2 separate regions of the Homo sapiens genome follow, and region 2 is linked to region 1. The links are chromatin loops, found by intact Hi-C in ENCODE. Cell type or tissue: heart right ventricle. All regions are shown on one strand. Each heading gives the region's core, and the rest is flanking DNA. Links, peaks and the distances in the headings are about the cores only. Region 1 overlaps CCDC18-AS1 (CCDC18 antisense RNA 1). Region 2 has its middle 32 kb from the start of FNBP1L.

Region 1 (10,328 bases), core at 1,255-9,254:
GCTGTATCCCAAAACAAGCTGTAGAATCTTTGGAGATTCACAAGAATTAATTAAACCGATATTAGTCTAGAAATGGTTTACATCCAGATTCTGCTTGGATCCGAGAAAACAGTTTCCCTAAACTTCCAGCCCCCAGTTTGCGAGAGAACAGTCACAGACACACATTCGGACTGATACTGTGTTCTTTCCTCCTACACATGTAGTTGAACAAATGCGGAAAACTCTAAAAATAAGTTCTCTAATCAAGATTCCAGATCGGGAGCAGGCTAAAAGAGGTCTGAGCAATGTTTTCATTTCTTAATGCTCTTGGTGGGTTCTTGGTGAGAGGCTTATTCTTAAAAAGCCCATTTGTAGGCTAGGAGCAAAGACGCTACAGGAATTTACCTGGTTGCTGACCAGTTACCAATGCATGTCCATGTCCATTCTGGTTCTTAAGCCACACTTGTAAACAGCATATAGACTTTTGTAAAAAGGCAAGTCAAAAGCTTTCATGAAGATATTGACATGCTATATCATGTATAAACATATTTGGCTCTTTGAAATGTCTCAGGAATGAATCATACATGTCGCTTTCCACTTTTGGAATAGACTAAAACTGGTTCAGCATGTCCAGCAGGTTAGTCTGGCTTCCAAAAGTTGTTTGGCTATGTATTTGGCTAATGCGAAAGTAATTGCGGTTTTTGCCATTGCTTTCAATGCCATTACTTTTGCACCAACCTAATATATTTGTGCATTTCTTTAAGGAAAATAATTAACCATGCTCTTACCTGCCAGAAGTAGTTCTTAGCTTAATTGCTATTTTCATCACCTTCATAAATTCACATCTAGTTCACAGCAACATTCTAGAGGAATGGTATATGTCAGCCAATAAAAACCACCTCATTAGAAAGTGTTAAAAAAGTCATTTTAAGAAACACCATTCAAAATTTGAGTACGAAAATTAATTTTGCAGCACAGATATACGTTGAGTAGAACTTACTGTTCAAATATAGAAAATGACCAATACATATAAGAAAAATATACTTATTTAATTCCTAAAAAACACATAGATTTTGCTGATAGGAAAAAGAGAAGCAGGGATATAAAGGCATAAATTGCATGCTTTCAAAACACACAGGCTGTATTGATGAGAAACAGAGATGTGTGGACATGGATGCGTGAAAGGACTCACTAAGGCTATAATGAAGGGCCATGAGGAAAGAAAGCATTGACATTTGTTCTTTCCTGGACCTTGACCTTGTGTTATCAGGACCAGATATAGCAGATCTTATAAAGAGGGTGGAAAACAAAACCAGTAGATTCACATAATTCAATTCCAGGCCAAGAATGTAAAAGACATGAGATTGGTGTTTTTGAAAGCCAATGCTACCTAAAGGGGTAAAAATTCAAATTGTTTCTTCCATAAAATTACTTTTTAAGAAATGATAATTAGAATTGAAACAACAAAACTCTCAACTACTGGTTTTTTACAAATACAACTTTTGAAGGAAGAGTCAAGAATAATTCATTACCCTTCTTAAAACCCTGTCCCACTGTTTCTCATTATCAGCCACTTTATGTCCCAAATCACAGAGAAAAGGGGGTCTTCCTTCTTTTTCCCACCCTTTTTTTTTTTTTAGACGATGTCTCGCTCTAACGCCCAGGTTGGAGTGCAGTGGTGCGATCTCAGCTCACTGCAACCTCCGCCTCCCGGGTTCAAGCAATTCTCCTGCCTCAGCCTCCTGAGTAGCTGGGATTACAGGTGTATGCCACCACGCCTGGCTAATTTTTGTATTTTTAGTAGAGATGGAGTTTGACCATGTTGGCCAGGCTGGTTTGGAACTCCTGACCTGAAGTGATCCTTCTGCCTTGGCCTCCCAAAGTGCTGGGATTACAGGCGTGAGCCACCACGCCCTGCCTTTCCCACCTTCCTTTAACCTCCTTCCAGAAGAAAGAAATAGCCAATTTAAATAAACATCTATTGTGTGTTGATTTTGTTGTCTGTGATGTTCAAGGTACTGGAGAATGAGCTGTAAATAAGACAGACAGCAATTGTGCCCCCCAGGAGTTGACGTTCTAATGAGGGATGACAGCCAATAAACATACAGAAAAAAATGAATTAGAACTTCAGGTGCTGATCAACATTATGAAGCTATAATAGGGTATTGTGAGAAAAGTGACTCAGGGAGATGGGATACTACATTAGCTGTGATAGTCAGGAAAGGGCTGAGAAAGTGACATCTGAGTCACTTTGTATCACCTAAATCAGGGGTCCTCAACCCCCAGGCCACAGACCCATACAAGTCTGTGGCCTGTTAGCAACCGGCCTGCACAGCAGGAGGTGAGCAGCATGTGAATGCGAAGTTTTATCTGTATTTATAGCCATTCCCCACCACTCGCATTACTCGCATTACTGCCTGAGCTCTGCATCCTATCAGATCAGCAGAGGCGTTAGATTCTCATAGGAGGGCAAACCCTGTTGTGAAATGTGCATTTAAGGGATCTAGGTTGCATGATCCTTACGAGAATCTAATGCCTGATGATCTGTCACTGTCTACCATCACTCCCAGATGGGACTTTCTAGTTGCAACAGGTTCAGGGTTTCCACTGATTCTACATTATGGTGGGTTGTATAATTATTTCATTATATATTACAATGCAATAATAATATACATAAAGTGCACAATAAATGTAATGTGTTTGAATCATCCCAAAACCATCCCCCATAACCCTAGTCCATGGAAAAAATTGTCTTCCATGAAGCTGTTCCCTCATGCCAAAAAGGTTGGGGACCACTGACCCAAGTGATAAAAACAAGGAATCTTTTTATTACCCAAGTGATAAAAAGAGATCCGGGGGGCTCTCCAAGCAGAATGAGCAAGAGGTGGGATGGCCTGAAGCATGAACAAACTTGGTGTGTTCATGGGACAGAGTATCAGAGTGGTTAGAGCTCAATGAACAAGGAGAAGAGTGGAGAGAGATGAGGTCAGAGACACAGATGGGGCAAGATTTGGAGAGCCTCATAGACTCTGATGAGAAGTTTGTTGATTATTCTGATGCAATGGGAAGTCTTTAGATAATTTTAAGCAAGGAAATTATATTCTCTGGTTTACGCTTTAGAAATATGACTCTGGCTGCTATGTGGATAGAGGAAGGACAATGAGGAATCAAGAGTGCAGCCACAGAGACCAGTGAGAAGTGATGATGGCATTGACCTAGATTGGAAGAGTAGAGATGGAAAGAAGTGGTTAGGTTCAGAATATATTTTGGAAGTTGGAGCTAATGGAACCTATTGATGAATTGGAAGTAGATACTGATGGATTGAATGTGCTGTGTGAGGAAAAGAGAAGAGACAAATAGGGCTCCTAGGTATTTGTCCTGAGCAACTGAGTGTATAATTGTGTAATTTACTAGGACCGGAAAGGCTCAGGGGAAGCAGACTTGGGGTGTGATAGAAATCCGATAGCTTGGTTTTGGCCATGTTAAATTTGAGATGCTTATTAGACATCCAAGTTATATGCTGAGTAGATAGTTGGATATACAAGTTCTGGAGCTCAGGCAAGGAGCTTGGGTCTAGAGATATACACTTGAAAGGTATCAGTATATAAAGTTCTTTGAAGCAATGAGTCTAGACGAGATCACCTAGGGAGACAATATAGAAGGGGTATCCAATCTTTTGGCTTCCCTGGGCCATGTTGGAAGAAGAATTGTCTTGGGCCACACGTAAAATACACTAACACTAACAATAGCTGATGAGCTACACACACACACACACACACACACACACACACACAAAATATCTCATAATGTTTTAAGAACGTTTACGAATTTATAAATGTATAGCATTCCCTACTCTGGGATAGAACACACACACACACACACACACACACACACACACACACACACACACACACACACAATATCTCATAATGTTTTAAGAAAGTTTACGAATTTGTAAATGCATAGCATTCCCTACACTTGGATAGAAAGAGAGGAGCCGAGGACCAGAGTTCTGCATACTCCAACATTTAGCAGTATTCTGTCTTCATGTCCAAGGCAAATCTTTTATTATATTCTCTGATCTTATCCAATTCACCTCTTCTATAGCAGATTAAAAATGACTGTAAATTCTTTGACACTTCTACCAAGAGGTGGGGTGTAATTCCCTTTCCCTTGAATCTGGGCTGAGTCAGTAAGGCCAGTCAGTGACTTGACCAACGGAATTAATCAGAAGTGACATTCTGGGATCCGAGAGATGAGGTAATAAGAAGACTTATACCAATAGTTTCTGCCCAGGATATTTGGAATATCCTCTCTGAAAGCTTGAACCATCATGTAAGAAGGCCAGTCACCCTAAGAGTACCCTGGAAAGACCATCTGTAGGTGCTCTTATTGACATTCTTAGCTGAGCCCAACCTTCCAGTCACTCCTGCCAAGATATCAGACATGTGAATGAAGCAATCTTGGAATTTTGAGACTAACCCATCTACCAGCAAACCTGGCAAGTAACCACATAGGATATCGTGGGGCAGAGAAATTGCCCAGCTGAGCCCTGCCGAAATCTCTGGCCCCTCAAATCATGATATATAATAAAATGGGTAAATTTGGGATAATTTATTATATAGCAATAGAAAACTGAAAACACCTTCCCTCTTTGTCTGGGACCTTATTTTATAATCAATTCTCATCCCTTCTGGTTCATGCTACCTTCTCAACCACACATTATTTTATTACCAACTTTTCCTTCCTTCCTGGTTCTTTTTCCTCCACCTGCAAGCATGCTCAGTCTTTTCTACCTTGTTAAAAACTTTCTTAAACCTACTGCAAAATCTTTTTCCTTTAACGCACCCCTAAATTGATCTCACTGAGTTTACCAATATCTAATTGACAAAACCATCAGATATTTTTCTGTCCTTATATTTAACTGTATTCGGTTTCAGAAGTTCTCATCATGATACTTTAAGGATGAGGACAGCTGATGTGGCTGGCCTGAAAAATAAGGTAAGAACCAGAACTAATCTGCACAGTCAGGGATTTCAGTTTTTTTAGGCCTGAGTTTCTTTAGCTGAGACATGAGAAGCACCTCAAAATCAGAGCTCCTGAAGACAAGGTGGATACAGAGTGAATGAACCAAGTAGAACAGAGCTGGATAGGTGAGAGGAAAATAGCATGAGAAATTCCTTGATCTAGAATTTTGGTCCAGCATTTGAGGAACAGCAGGATCAAACTTCTGAAAATAGAGTAATAGACTGTCAAAAAGAAGGGTAGGCTTAGATTAGTGTGGAGAACAGTCAGGAGAAAGCCCTTAACCAGGTTCTTAAACTTTATTTTCCTTATGAATCAATTGGAAAAGTTTTGTTAAAGATACTGATTATCCTGCCTTGCCCAAGAAATTCTGGGGTTGGATTGACAATTTTTCTTTCAAATAAACACCCCAGGTCATTCTGATACAGGTGGTCTTCAGGCCAGACTTTCAGAAACAGCATCCTAAAGAAAGAGGAAGGGCTTGGGTGGGCATTCTGGAATGGGACCATTTGGTTATTTCTTCTTTACCTAATTGGTTAACTCATTAGTTTGCTCATGATTCCACAATCTAGGCTGGGCTCAGCTGGAACACTGGGAGGCTGAACTGAGTTTCTCTCTTTCTCCATGTAGTTTCAGGGCTTCTTCCTCTTTACATGACCTCCATATGTAGCACTTTCCATGTGGTCTCTGCAGCAGAGTAGCCAAACTTCCTACATGTGGCTCGGAGCTTCAAATAGCACAAAAACGGAAGCTGCCAGGCTTCCTTAAAGTTGAGGCCTGGAATTGGCACTGTGTCACTTTTGCTACATGCCACTTGTTGAAGCAAGTCACAGGCCTAGCCCATATTTAAGGAAAAGCACCATACAAATGTGGGAACACTGTGAGATGTGGTTCACTAAGGGGCCATAATTTAATGGGTTAGCAGAGAAAATACCAGAATAAAATAAGATAAAGCTGGCTTTGTTGGGAGTAGAGATGTATAAGGTTAATATATATAATAAGCACAACCACAAAAGCATGCTCAGTTTTTAAAGATGAACCACAAATTAAGCTCTGAGTTTCCTAATAGCCAGGAAAATCAGTTAGGGTTAAATAAATTAATAAAGAATTAACAATTATTTATTATGGGTAGTTTGCAAATCTTTTTTCCCATTCCGTGGGCGATCACTTCACATTATTATTTGTCTCCTTTGCTGTGCAGAAGCTTTTTAGCTTGATGTAATCTCAGTTGACAACTTTGCTTTGGTTCCCTATGCTTTTGAGGCCACAAAAATCTTCCCAGACCAATATCTTGGAGCATTTCCTCAATGTTTTATTTTCGTAGTTTCACAGTTTCAGGTTTTACATTTAAGTATTTAATCCATTTTGATTTTATTTTTGTATATGGTAAGAGATAGGGGTCTAGTTTCATTCTTCTGCATATGGTTATCAAGTTTTCCCAGCACCATTTATTAGAGACTGTCCTTTCCCCATTGTATGTTCTTGGTGCCTTTGTGGAAGAAGTTTGGCTGTAAATGTGTGGATTTATATTTTGGCTCTTTTTTTTTTTTTTTTTTTTTTTTTTTTGAGATGGAGTCTCGCTCTGTCTCCCAGGCTGGGATGCAGTGGTGCGATCTCGGCTCACTGCAACCTCCACCTGCCGGGTTCCAGCTATTCTCCCACCTCAGCCTCTTGAGTAGCTAGGACTACAGGTGTGGGCAACCATGCCCAGCTAATTTTTTGTATTTTTAGTAGAGACAGGGTTTCACCATGTTGGCCAGGCTGATCTCAAACTCCTGACCTCAAGTGATCCACCAGCCTCAGCCTCCCAAATTGCTGGGATTACAGGTGTGAGCCACTGTGCCCAGCCCTTGGCTCTCTATTCTGTTCCATTGGTCTATGTGTCTGTTTTTATGTTAGTACTATGCTGTTTTGGTCACTATAACTTTGTAGTATATTTTGTAGTCAGGTAGTGTGATGCCTCCAGTTTTGTTCTTTTTGCTCAGGATTGCTTTGGCTATTCAGGCTCTTTTTTGGTTCCATATGAATTTTAGGATTTTTTTTTCTATTTCTGTGAAGAATGTTAATGATATTTTGGTAGAGATTACATTGAATCTGTACATTGCTTTGGGTAGTATTGTCATTTTAACAACATTAACTCTTCCAATCAATGAGCAAGGAATATCTTTCCATTTTTTGTGTCCTCTTTAATTTCTTTCATCAGTGTTTTATAACTTTTCCTTGTGTTGATCTTTCCCTTCTTTGGTTAAACTGTTTCCTAGGTATTTTATGTTCTTTGTAGCTATTGTAAATGGGATTGCTTTCTTGATTTCTTTTTCAGATTTTTTTGCTCCTGGCATATTTTAAATGCTACTGATTTTTGTATGTTGATTTTGTATCCTGCTACTTTACTGATTTTGTTGATCAGTTCTAAGAGTTTTTTTGGTGAAGTCTTTCTTTAGAGTTTTCTAAGTATAAAAGCATGTCATCTATGAACAAGGCTAATTTGACTTCTTTTCCAATTTGAATGTCCTTTCTTCCTCTTATCTAATTGCTCTAGCCAGGACTTCTAGGATGATACTGAATGAAAATGGTAAAAGTGGCCATCCTTGTTTTTCCTCCAATTCTTAGAGGAAAGGCATTCAATTTTTGCTTGTTCAATACAGTGTTAGCTGTGGGTTTGTCACATATGGCCTTAATTATTTTGAGGTAGGTTTTGTTTTTTTTTTCTGAGATAGGGTCTTGCTCTGTTGCCCAGGCTGGAGTGTAGTGGCGTGATCTCGGCTCACTGCAACCTCTGCCTCCCAGTTTCAAGAGATTCTCTTGCCTCAGCCTCCCAAGTAGCTAGGATTACAGATGCACACCACCATGCCTGGCTAATTTTTGTATTTTTAGTAGAGATGCGGTTTCGCCATGTTGGCCGGGCTGGTCTTGAAGTCCTGACCTCAGGTGATTCACCTACCTCAGCTTCCCGACGTACTGGGTTTACAGGCATGAGCCACCGTTCCCGGCCAAGGTATGTTCTTCCTATACTCAAGTTATTGAGGGTTTTTAATCATGAAGCAATGTTGAATTTTATTGAATGCTTTTTTTGGCATCTATTGAAATGATCAGAGGTTGGGTGTGGTTGCTAACGCTTGTAATCCCAGCATTTTGGGAGGCTGAGGCAGGAGGATTGCTTGAGGCCAGGAGTTCGAGATCAGCCTGGGAAACATAGTGAGACTCCATCTCTACAAAAAATGTTTAAAATAGCTAGGGGTGGTGATTTACACCTGTAATCCTAGCTATTCAGGAGGCTAAGGCAGGAGGATCACTTGAGCCCAAGAGTTTGAGGTTATGGTGAGCTATGATCACACCACTGCACTTCAGCCTGGGCAACAGAGTAAGACCCTGTCTCAACCACTCAATCAATCGTATGGTTTTTGTTCTTGGTTCTTTTCATGTGTTTTATCACGTTTATGGATTTGGATATGTTGAACCATCATTGCATCCCTGGAATAAATACGAGTTGATCATGATGAATTATCTTCTTAATGTGTTGTGGAATTCAGTTTACTATAATACTATGATAGTTTGTTGAGGACTTTTGCATCTGTGTTGGTCAGGGATATTGGCCTGTTGTTTCCTTTTTTTGTTATGTCTTTGTCTAGTTTTGGTATCAGTGTAATGCTGGTCTTGTAGAATGAGTTTGAAAGTATTTCCTCCTCTTTGGAGCTTGCAGTGAGCTGAGATTGTGCCACTGCACTCCAGCCTAAGTGACAGAGTGAGATTCCATCTAAAAAAAAAAAAAGAAAAGAAAAGAAAAAAAGAAAGTATTTCCTCAGTGTTTAAAAATACTTTGAGTAGAACTGGTATTTGTTTAACTGTTTGGTGGAATTCAGCAGTGAATCCCTCAGCTGTTGGGCTTTTCTTCGCTGGGAGACTTTATTACTGCTTTAATCTCATTACTTGTTATTGGTCTATTAAAGTCTTCTGTTTCTTCATGGTACAATCCTGGTAGATTGTATCCAAGAATTTATCCCATTTTGTCTAAATTTTCCAATTTGTTAGCATATAGTTGTTCATAATAGTCTCTAATGAGTGTACTTCTGTGGTCTCAGTTCTTATGTCTCCTTTTTCATTTGTGAATTTATTTATTTGAGTCTTTTCTCTTTTTTTGTTAGTCTAGCTAAAGGTTTGTCAATTTTATCCTTTTTTTTTTTTTGAGACAGAGTCTCACACTGTTGCCCAGGCTGGAGTGCAATGGCGCGAGGCTCACTGCAACTTCTGCCTCCCAGGTTCACACAATTCTCCTGCCTCAGCTTCCTGAGGAGCTGGGATTACAGGTGCACACCACCACACCTGGCTAATTTTTTGTATTTTTAGTAGAGACGGGGTTTCACTATGTTGGCCAGACCGTCTTGGACTCCTGGCTTCCTGATCTGCCCGCCTCAGCCTCCCAAAGTGCTGGGATTACAGGCGTGAGCCACCGCCCCAGGCCTTATCTTTAAAAAAAAAAAATTTCATTTCATTGATCTTCTGTATTTTTTAGTCTTAATTTCATTTATTTATTCTCCAATCTTTATTATTTCTTTCCTTCTACTAATTTTGGGCTTGGTTTGTTCTTGCTTTTCTAGTCCTCTGAGGAGCATAGTTAGGTTGTTTATTTGAAGTCTTTCTATTTTTCTCATATATTTGTTTGTTGCTATAAATTTATCTCTTTGTACTGCTTTTGGTGTATCCCATAGATTTTAATATGTTGAATTTCCATTTTCATTGCTTCAAGAAATTTTTAAATTTCTTTCTTAATTTCTTCATTGACTCATTGTTTGTTCAGGAATATGTTGTTTAATTTCCATGTGTTTGTGTATTTCCAAGGTTCCTCTTGTTATTGGTTTCTAGTTTTATTCCATTGTGGTCAGAATAAATACTTGAAGGCTGAGAGCAGTGGCTCATGCCTGTAATCCTGACACTTGGGGAGACCGAGGTGGGTGGATCACTTGAGTTCAAGAGTTTGAGACCAGCTTGGACAACATAGTGAAACCCTGTTTCTACTAAAAATACAAAAAATTAACTGGGCGTGGTAGTGCATGCCTGTAGTTCCAGCTACTCAGGAGGCTAAGGCACAGGAATCGCTTGAACCTGGGAGGCGGAGGCTGCAGTGAGCCATGATCATGCCACTGCACTCCAGCCTGGGCAACAGAGTGAGACAATGTCTCAAAAAAAAAAAAAGAAAAGAAAAGAAAAAAAAAACTTGATATAATTTATACTACTTTGAATTTGTTGAGACTTGTTTTGTGGGCTGTGTTCTAATCTGGAGAATGTTCCATGTGCTGATGAAAAGAATGTGTATTCTGTAGCAATTG
Region 2 (10,328 bases), core at 1,663-9,662, 97 kb before region 1:
TATCCTGGATTATTCAAGTAGGCTTACTGTATTGATAAGGGGTCCTTATAGGCGAAAAGGGGAAGCAGGGGAATTAGAGTGAGAGAAGGAGATGTGATGACGGAGCACAGGTCAGAATGATGTGTTGCTGGCTTTGAAGATTGATGAAAGCCAAAAAATAATGAATACATAAGCCAATTTCCCAGCCTCTAGAATGTAGAAAAAACAAGGAAACAAATTCTCCCCTAGGTCTTCCAGGAGGAATGCAGCCCTGCTGACACCTTGATCTTAGCCCAGTGAGATCCATTTTGGACTCTTCAGAACTGTAATATAATACATTTGTGTTTTATGTAATATATTTTTATATAATATATATATTTTATATTATATAATTATATATAATATAAAACGTATTAAAAATATATTAAAACATATATTAAAAATATGTTTTTAAAATATATTTTTAAAACATATATATTTAAAAATATAATAAAAACATATTTAAAAACATATAATAAAACATATATTATATATATGTTGCTGTTGTTATACCGCAAACTTGTTTTAAGGCACTAAGTTTGTGGTAAATTGTTACAACTGCAATAGAAAAATAATATACCTCCTTTCTATATATTTTATTCAGTTTTTGATTTGTTTAAAATGTGAGTGTGCTCCATTGCTCATCAAGGCAACTCAAAAACACAGACTCTGCAGTTTCTTTTTCTTTTCTTTTTTTTTTTTTTTTTTTTTGAGATGGAGTCTCACTCTGTTGCCCAGGCTGGAGTGCAATGGCACAATCTCAGCTTACTGCAACCTCCACCTCCCAGGTTCACCTCCACCTCCCAGGTTCACCTCCACCTCCCTGCCTCAGCCTCCTGAGTAGCTGGGATTACGGGTGCCCACCACTACGCCTAGTTAATTTTTTGTATTTTTAGTAGAGACAGGGTTTCACCATGTTGGCTAGGCTGGTCTTGAACCCCTGACCTCATGATTCACCCACCTCGGCCTCCCAAAGTGCTGGGATTACAGGCGTGAGCCATTTTGCCTGGCCTCTTTTTCTTTTCTTTCTTTCTTTTTTTTTTTTTTTTGAGACAAAAGTCTTGCTCTGCTGTCCAGGCTAGAGTGCAGTGGCACAATCTCAGCTCACTGCAACCTCTGCCTCTGGGGTTCAAGTGATTCTCCTGCCTCAGCATCCCGAGTAGCTGGGACTACAGGTGCATGTCACCATGCCTGGCTAATTTTTTGAATTTTTAGTAGAGACAGGATTTCACCATGTTGGTCAGGCTGGTCTCAAGCTCCTGACCTCAAGTGATCTGCCTGCATCGCCCTCCCAAAGTGCTGAGATTACAGGCAGGAGCCACTGTGCCCAGCACAGACTCTGCAGTTTCTACACACAACCACATTCGTGATATTTGTACTTAGCACAATAGGCTCCATTCTTGTGGGCACATAGACTCCATTTATCAGCTTCCTTTGCAGTTGGTTTTGGCCATGTGACTTGTGTTCTAGCCAATGAAAGAGGAGCAGAAGTGAACAGTGTCATGGTCTATCCATACAATGAAATACTCTTCAACAATAAAAAGGAGCAAACTACTGACACATGGTATGTCACAATGAATCTCAAAAACATTGTGCTGCATGAAAGAAACCAGAAACAAGAGACCACATATTGTGTATGATTCCATTTAAATAAAATGTCCAAAATAGGCAAATCCATAGAGAGAGAAGATACAGTAGTGTCGCCCAGTGGGATAGAAACAGATTAACAGGAAATGGGCACAAGAGATCTTACTGGGAGCATAAAAGTGTGCTAAAACTGACAGGGTAATGGTTACACCGCTTGGAAAAGCTACCAAAAATCACTGAATTATACACCTGAAAAGGAGAAACTTCATGATCAGTAAAAAAAAAACCTCAATAAAGTTGTTTTCTTAAAAATAAAGAATAAAGATGAAAATGCGAATCCAGTCTGTTACCTCATCATGGCCTGAAGCAAAAGTCCCTGCCAATTCTTTCTTTTTCTCTTTTGTCTTAATCCAAGCCCACAATTCCAGTCAGGTAGAGACAGAATAAATGTAAAAACTCTCCCTCTAAGGCTGGCTAACTTGGAGTAAAAACCTGAGGGACCTGATATAAGGAAAGATTCTAAGGTAACAAAGAAAAGGTAAATGCATAAAATCAGAATGGAAACCTGAGCATGAAAATGCCAGAAGATTACTCATCTTTATTATCTACCTATTAAAATACACATCTAATGGAAAGGGGGAACTGGAATATATAAAGCAAACATGTAGTCAAAACATTTCTGTTTCTGAAGCTTTTGAAGCAGATCTTTTTGTTATATCTATGGAATAACTTTAAAGACAAAGAAGAAGAAGACTTTTTTTTTTTTTTCGAGACGGAGTCTCGCTCTGTCGCCCAGGCTGGAGTGCAGTCTCTGCTCACTGCAAGCTCCGCCTCCCGGGTTCACGCCATTCTCCTGCCTCAGCCTCCCAAGTAGCTGGGACTACAGGCGCCTGCCACCACGCCCGGCTAATTTTTTGTATTTTAAGTAGAGACAGGGTTTCACCGTGTTAGCCAGGATGGTCTCGCTCTCCTGACCTCGTGATCCGCCCACCTCAGCCTCCCAAAGTGCTGGGATTACAGGCATGAGCCACCGCACAGGGCCAGAAGAAGTCTTTTAAAACTTATATTAATTCCTGAGTTGGTGGTTGTTTTCCTGGACCCACACTTTAGAACTGCCCAAGATATCCAATCCTTTTATCATTCTGGAGGAAAAAAAGGTAACTCCTCCCATCCTATACAGAGTAGGTCAGAGTCAGTTTGTGAAAGTATTCTCTTGGCTTAGAGTGCCCTGGTGGAAGATTTTAAATTATGGAATTGTAGCTTTAGAATTTTCATCAGTTTTTGTTTGTTATTTCAATAGTTTTGGGGGTACAGGTGGTTTTTGGTTACAGGGATAATTTGACTAGAGGTGGTTTCTGAGGTTTTAGTGCACCCATCGCCTGAACAGTGTACACTGTACCCAAGATGTAGTCTTTTACTGCTCATCCCCCTCTCAGTCTTCCCCCGTAAGTCCCCAAAGTCCAGCATGTCATTCTTATGCCTTTGCATCCTCATAGCTTACCTCCCACTTATAAGTGAGAACGTACGATAGTTGATTTTCCATTCCTGAGTTACTTCACTTAGGATAATGGTCTCTGGCTCCATCCAAGTTGCTGCAAAAGACATTTTGTTCCTTTTTATGCCTGAATAGTATTCCATCATGTATATATACCACATTTTCTGTATATCACTTGTTGGTTGGTGGGCACTAAGTTTGGTTCCATGTCTTTTCAATTGCGAATTATGCTGCTACAAACATGCACGTGTATGTGTCTTTTTCATATAATGATTTAATTCCCTTTGGGAAGATACCCAGTAGTGGTATTGCTGGATCAAATGGTAGTTCTACTTTTTGTTCTTTAAGGAACCTCCAAATTGTTTCCCATAGCAGTTGTACTAATTTACATTCCCACCAGCAGTGTAAAAGTGTTTCTTTTCACCTCATTAACGCTAACATCTATTATTTTTTGACTTTTTGGTTATGGCTATTCTTGCAGGAGTAAGGTGATATCTCATTCTGGTTTTAATTTGCATTTCTCTGATAACTAATGATATTGAACACTTTTTCATGTTTGTTGGCTGTTTGTATATTTTCTTTTGGGAAATGTTCTTCGCCCACTTTTGGCCACTTTTATTCATGTACTTTGCCAACTTTTTGATGGGATTATTTATTTTTTAATTACTAATTTGTTTGAGTTCCTTATAGATTCTGGATACTGGTCTTTTGTCAGATGTATAGTTTGCAAAAATTTTCTCCCACTCTATGGGGTGACTGTTTACTCTGCTGATTATTTCTTTTGCTGTGCAGGAGCTTTTTTGTTTAATTAGGTCTCATTTATTTACTTTTTGGTGGTTATTGCATTTGCTTTGGGGGGACTTAGTCATTAATTCTTTGCTCAGACAATGTTATCTTATAGAATTTTTATGGTTTCAGGTCTTAGACTTAAGTGTTTAATCCATCTTGAATTGATTTTTGTATAAGGTGTGAGATGGGGTTCCAGTTTCATTCTTCTACATGTGGCTTGCCAGTTTTTCCAGCATCATTTATTGAATAGAGTGTTCTTTCCTTAATTTGTATTTTTGTATGTTTTGTCCAAATTCAGTTGGCTGTAAGTATTTGGCTTCATTTCTGGCTTCTCTATTCTTTTCCATTGGTCTACTTTATATTTTAATATCAGTACCATGCTGTTTTGGTAACTACAGCCTTGTAGTATAGTTTGAAGTTGATGTGTTTGTGTGTTTTCATGCTGCTATAAAGAGCTACCTGAGACTGGGTAATTTATGAAGAAAAGAGGTTTAATTGACTCATAGTTCTGCATGGCTGGGGAGGCCTCAGGAAACATACAATCATGGTGGAAGGCAAAGTAGAAGCAGGTACCTTCTTCAAAAGGCAGTAGGAGACAGAGTGTGCACTAAGAAAGCTACACACTTTTAAACCGTCAAATCTCATGAGAATGCACTCACTATCATGAGAACAGCAAGGCAGAAGTCCGTCCCCATGATTAAATCACCTCTCACCAGGCCCCTCCCCTGACACATGGGGATTACAATTGAAGCAAGGTCCCAAGAGACCATCATAGTAACCTAGAAGTAAACCATAGAATTGAACTTCTAAAGATACCCTTTATTGACTTTTCTTTCTTCTCCTTTCAGACAGTTTCAGTAGAGTCAGGTCAACTTACTAAAAGGAGGGACTGAGCTGATTTGAACCAAGGAGTCAGTTTTTATAATGGCTTGTATATTTTCATCCCTAAGTTGTAGACTTCTGGGGAATCACAACTGGAAAACTGGAGTATTTATTAGGATCTCTCCTTTTTGTTAGGCCCTGAAGTGCAGTTTTTCTTCACCTAGTCCTATACAACTGCAAGCAGTCTCAATCTCTTAGCCAATACTTAATAACTGGTGCCAGGAAAGAAAGATGAAAGTAAAAAAATAAAAATGTATAAATAAGTAAAAATAAAAGAGAAAAAAGAATTGCCAAACATCTTACCTCTTTCTGTGCATTCTTTCCTTCTAGGATCTTGACTTCTAATCTCTTTGTTGCCTAGGTAGCTCTTCAATACCTTCAATCATGTATTTCTAAAAACATTTTACAGTGTTTTTAGTTGTTCTCAGCAGGAGAGTTAGTCCGTAACAAGCTAAATTGCTGTTAATAGAAATGCCCATTAACTCTCATCTTCTCAGCAATCCTATGAGGGAGATAATACTATCTTTTTTACTGCTGAGTAAATTGAGACACAAAGAGGCCACGTATCTTCTTAAAGCTGCTGAAGTAGAAAATTTCAAACCTGGGCAATTGGACTCCAGAAGCCATGTTCTTAACTTCTAATAGTCTGCCTAAATAAGCTGAGTCAGTGGCAGGACCAGGACTGAATTCCTACCCAAATCCAATACTCATTCCATGTGGTTTGCTCGCTAATCATTACTTCCCTCTCTTTATTACTTCCCTTTCTTTATTGTATGCTTCTTTTCACTGCACCTTGTGCCAGCCTCGCAATGTGTTCCATCATGCTGTCTTTCTCTAATTTTTTCTAGTTTGCTTCTTCTCCATCTCTAGGCTTATCTCCCTCTTTTGTAAAGTGTTTTGGACAGTGCCTAGTGTATAATAGGTGCTCAGTAAGGGTGAGTGATTGTTTACCTTTTCAGTGCCTCAGTTTCCTCATCTATAAATAGAAGATAATGACACACTCAGTTAGAAAAAGCCGGCTCTAAAATAAAAACACAATCACTGGGAAAGCTATTTCCTGTGTTTTTTTTCTTATTTATTTATTTATTTTTGTACTTCAGGCCAAAGGGAGAGCTATTTTCAATGGTACTTAGAAGCTTCTAAAAAAGGCTCTGATAAAGTCATTTCTTTGCAAGAGAAAAACAAAAAATTGTCTAAAATAATTTCTGAACGGAAAAAGACTGCCAAAATTTCTCCTCGCCCTTCAGTTCCTCTTTCTCTTTTGTCAGAACCTCCTTGTCTGGACTTAGCTCCCCTTTCTCCTCCTCCTCCTTCTTCTGCTGTTTTGGCTCCGTTTTTGGAAACACCCTGTGTTCAGCAGAGGAGAACCTGCCTAGGTTTATCAACCATAGTCAAAAGTTAAACTTAAAAGCATAATTAAAGGATTCCTTGATTCTCTTCAGGATCCTATTGAATTTGCTAGAAAATTAAAACCAAACATTTGAATTTATGATCCTGATTTTCTGATTCATATCAACTGGCTCAAATGTTAGTGTCAGAAAGTTAAACCAAATATTAGATAGCAAATGTAAATTGGAGAAATCCTTTAGAACCTAAAGGATTTAGACTTCCACAAATTTTTGGAAGCAGATTGTGAATTGACCTACAATACTGCCAAAGCTTTGCTACATACTATTCCCTTAGTTCTCTAAATAATAGTTGGGTGGAACAAAATACAGCAATACCAACAAAATCTTAATGAACCTGTAATATCATACTATGAGACCGTTGAAAGAGTGTTTAAACAATATTCAGGCCTAAAAGAAGAAAGTTATATTAACCACCAAAATGATACTCCCTAACTCAAACTTTATAAACAATCAGATGAGAGTTGATAATTATATTAAACAGACAATGCCCCAGTTGGACTACCTGTCAAACTCATGTTCTAATTAATGTTGTGTGTCAAATGTCCCATACTCTAACCAGGGAAGAAAAGGAAGGAAAATTAAACAGAGAAGAAAAGCAAAGGAGGTCATGAGTTTACAACCAAAACATTTTTTCAACCAATTTCTAACCTCTAAATGGCCTAATAAGTTCCAAAACTTACTCAATCCCCTGCTTCGCAATTTCTACAAAAAGCTTGGACATTCCAAAAAGGATTGTAGGTTACACACCACCCATACCTCCTTGTCTCAAAAGGGAGGAAATGTGTTTCAAATTAGAAGATAATATAGAATTATTAGGGTCAGCTGGGCCTGGTGGCTCACGCCTGTAATCTTAGCACTTTGGGAGGACCAGGTGGGTGGATCCCTTGAGCCCATGAGTTTGAGATCAGCCTGGGCAACATAGCAAAACCCAGTTTCTAAAAAAATACAAAAAATTAGCAAGACATGGTGGCATACACCTGTGAACAAAGCTCTTATTTTTTCTTATCTTGCCCAAATATCTAAAGGGTCTGGGGAGTCATACCCTACAAACCGTAAATTCTCATCAAATGGGTTTTATTTAACTCTATATATGGTGAGTTACTTTCCAATTTGACTCTGGCATAAAATTACATGACAAAGAAGAAAATCAAAATATTTTATCCCAAAGCATGTTTCTTTGCCATATTTTGAAATGGCTCTGCAAAACTGTCTTCTGTGGGGGGAAATTTGCATCTGTAAAGAATCTCTATTAACATAGCTAGATCTTTTTCTTCCAGGCCCTCCCAATCTTGAAGTGATTAACTGAGAGTCTAGCAACTTTTAAAGGTCTGAACAGGAAACATTTGTCATCTATTGTCTCTGAGGGCAGCCACTATGAAACTTGAAAAGAACCTTGGTCTCCACAATCTTTTATTTTAACCTGAACATTTTCTTTCTATTGATCCCAGGTCATTAGACAAACTCAACCAATAGTCAACCAGAAAATGTTTAAATTTCTGGACTAGAAGGCCCCTCTTCCCAACCCCCTCCCCCAAATTCAAATTGTCCCATCTTTCTGGACCAAACCAATGTATTTCTCAAATGTATTTGATTGATGTCTCATGCCTCGCTAATATGTATAAAACCAAGCTGCATTCGACCACCTTGGGCATATGTTCTCAGGACCTCCTGATGGCTGTGTCATGGGCCATGGTCAATTATATTTGGCTCAGAATAAATCTCTTCAAGTATTTTATAGAGTTTGATTCTTTTCATTGATACACCTGTGGTCCCAGTTACACAGGAGGCTAAAGTGAGAGGATCACCTAAGTCCAGGGAGGTCAAGGCTGCAGTGAGCTGCGATCATACCACTGCACTCCAGCCTGGGTGACAGAGTGAGACCCTGTCTCAAAAAAAAATAAAAAACTGAAAAAAGAATTATTAGATTCAAAATTTTTTCCAAAATCAGATTCTGTTAATTCACAAATTGCTATTCATATTGGCATGGGGGAAACTAAATTGTTAAATGATAAAGAATTATAAGCTGTTAAAAATATTGCCTGGTCTCTTTGGCTTTTGGGCTACCAGAGATTACTTTGTAATGTGAGAGAACTTGACTTTTGTGTGTGCTGGTAAGTCACTGGCAAAAACTACAGTTTTGGAAGTGGCTGACAGCAGTTGCAGTGAATGGTTATTCCTGCAAAGGTCTTAGATAAAAAGGCAGGCTTGAACTCTTACCATCAAGAGATAAGACTCCTGATGGAGATGAGCAGATCACAGAGCGGGCTGATTGCTGTTGGGTTGCCTACTGTAAGGAACATGGCTGTGCTTTGGTCAAGGATGGGCTGAGGTAAGATGCTTACATGCTGCGTGACTTTGTAGCACAGGCATATAACTCCACTTGTTATTGCAGCCATGTAGCCATAACATGGGAAGGCCATCCCTTGGCCCTATGCCACTATTGTCTGTAAAAAGTATAACTGTGGCCAGGCATGGTGGCTCATGCCTGTAATCCCAGCACTTTGGGAGGCTGAGGTGGACAGATCACAAGATCAAGAGATTGAAATCATCCTGGCCAACATGGTGAAACCCCATCTCTATTAAAAATACAAAAATTAGCAGGGCGTGGTGGTGCGCACCTGTAGTCCCAGCTACTCAGGAGGCTAAGGCAGGAGAACTGCTTGAATCCAGGAGGTGGAGGTTACAATGAGCCAAGATTGCGCCACTGCACTCCAGCTTGGTGACGGAGCAAGATTCTGTCTCAAAAAAAAATAAGGGGGTATAATTGCCTTGCTGACACTATATAAGCACACTTGCACCCAGAGAAAAAGAGAGACAGTCACAGCTGTCTGGAGGGACAGGGGGGAGCCAGGACACAGCTTGGACAACTCATGCACAGAGAGAGAAAGAGTTAAGCTGCTGACCCTGACAGGAGAGCTGGCCACGCAGCTGTGTGCGGGAGCCACTGGACTAAGCAGCCAAGATGAGGCGAACAGTGTGAGAGAGCTAGTGTAAGTAAGCTGCTGAATAAAACTACATTGTACCTGCCTACGGCCCCCTGAATAGTCTTTCAACTATCTCCTCATCCACCCACTCCCCTCGGACCTCAGTATGGGCTGAAACCTGGCCCTGGGCATGACAATTGGCATAGTCATGGACCTGACACCTACCACCCTTGAGAAATGTCTTTGTAGTGTGGTGCACTGTGGAAGTATCATGCAGCCTGGTCTTAGAATGTTTCCCTCTTTCTTGAACCTTGAATCCAAGGTTCAATGTAAAAATGGGGTCCTTGATTTTTAAAGATCTAGATGCACTGCCTTCCAGTTGTGCCTGCTTTCACATACTTAAGTATTAATACTTAAATATGTGAAGAATAAACTGCAAGTGCTTTCTTTGCTCTATTCATTAAAAGTCTGCACCCTAAAGTCAGTAATCTAATTAAGAAACAAGGTAAAGTGAAAATACCTATGTAACTGTCTCCAAAATAAGACTTTCTGGCATTTAGCTGGCTATTTTCAAACACTTTGTAAAAGAAATTTACATCTATACAAGAAATCTCCATTTGTAAGGGCATCTCCCTCACTGCTCTTAAACCACTAGAAATTTTTACAATGGGGAAGGCTTGGCTTAGAGTTTACCTAACAAACCTTATCTTGTTTAAGACACTTTTCCTGGCAACCTTGTCTTGACTGGGCCTTTACCTATGCCCTTCTTTGTCTCATGAAATAATGGTGTTTAGACCTAAATACTGTGCCTTTGGGATGTAAATTTTCACCTAAGAGTCATGTCCTTTGTAAGTGCAAATTTAAAGTTACCCAGTTAACAATTGTTGACGATTCGATAGTCTAAAGTGGGGAAGGGAAATTATTTGAATTGGCAAATGAAAAACCTAATAAAGTTATAAAATCTGCTTCTGTCTGTGTATGGTCTGTGTATATTCTGTCTGTATATTTTTATGCTTATACATGTCATGAGTACATGAAATTTTACTATCAAAATATATGAAAGGGCTCTAATTGGCTTAAAGTAAAAGTAAGAACTTACATATTTTATCAGAAAAATAGACACAAACTCAAATGCCTTTGAGTTCACACAACTTAGGAAATCTTTAGTAAATAAGACTAGTTTAATATTGCTATTTTAATAAAAACAGAAGTGTCTTCTAAACA

The links. Peaks named below come from ENCODE experiments on the same cell type or tissue, not always from the same donor. Only the 100,000 strongest peaks of a DNase experiment are listed, where the experiment ranks them.
Region 2: a loop joins it to region 1, with 2.7 times the contacts of the local background. A loop is called at or near these places in 9 of 110 quality-filtered maps.

What each region holds. Positions count from the first base shown.
Region 1 is chr1:93,312,820-93,323,147 of GRCh38, reverse strand. The region is part of intron 8 of CCDC18-AS1 (CCDC18 antisense RNA 1); the gene reads left to right. Among named protein-coding and RNA genes, the nearest start is that of CCDC18-AS1, 28 kb to the left of the region's middle. In heart right ventricle, for the core only: no CTCF peak of the experiment used is centred there; a DNase peak (open chromatin) is centred at 5,737.
Region 2 is chr1:93,410,679-93,421,006 of GRCh38, reverse strand. No RefSeq gene overlaps it. Among named protein-coding and RNA genes, the nearest start is that of FNBP1L, 32 kb to the left of the region's middle. In heart right ventricle, for the core only: no CTCF peak of the experiment used is centred there; no DNase peak of the experiment used is centred there; H3K4me3 peaks cover 607 bases; H3K27ac peaks cover 1,964 bases.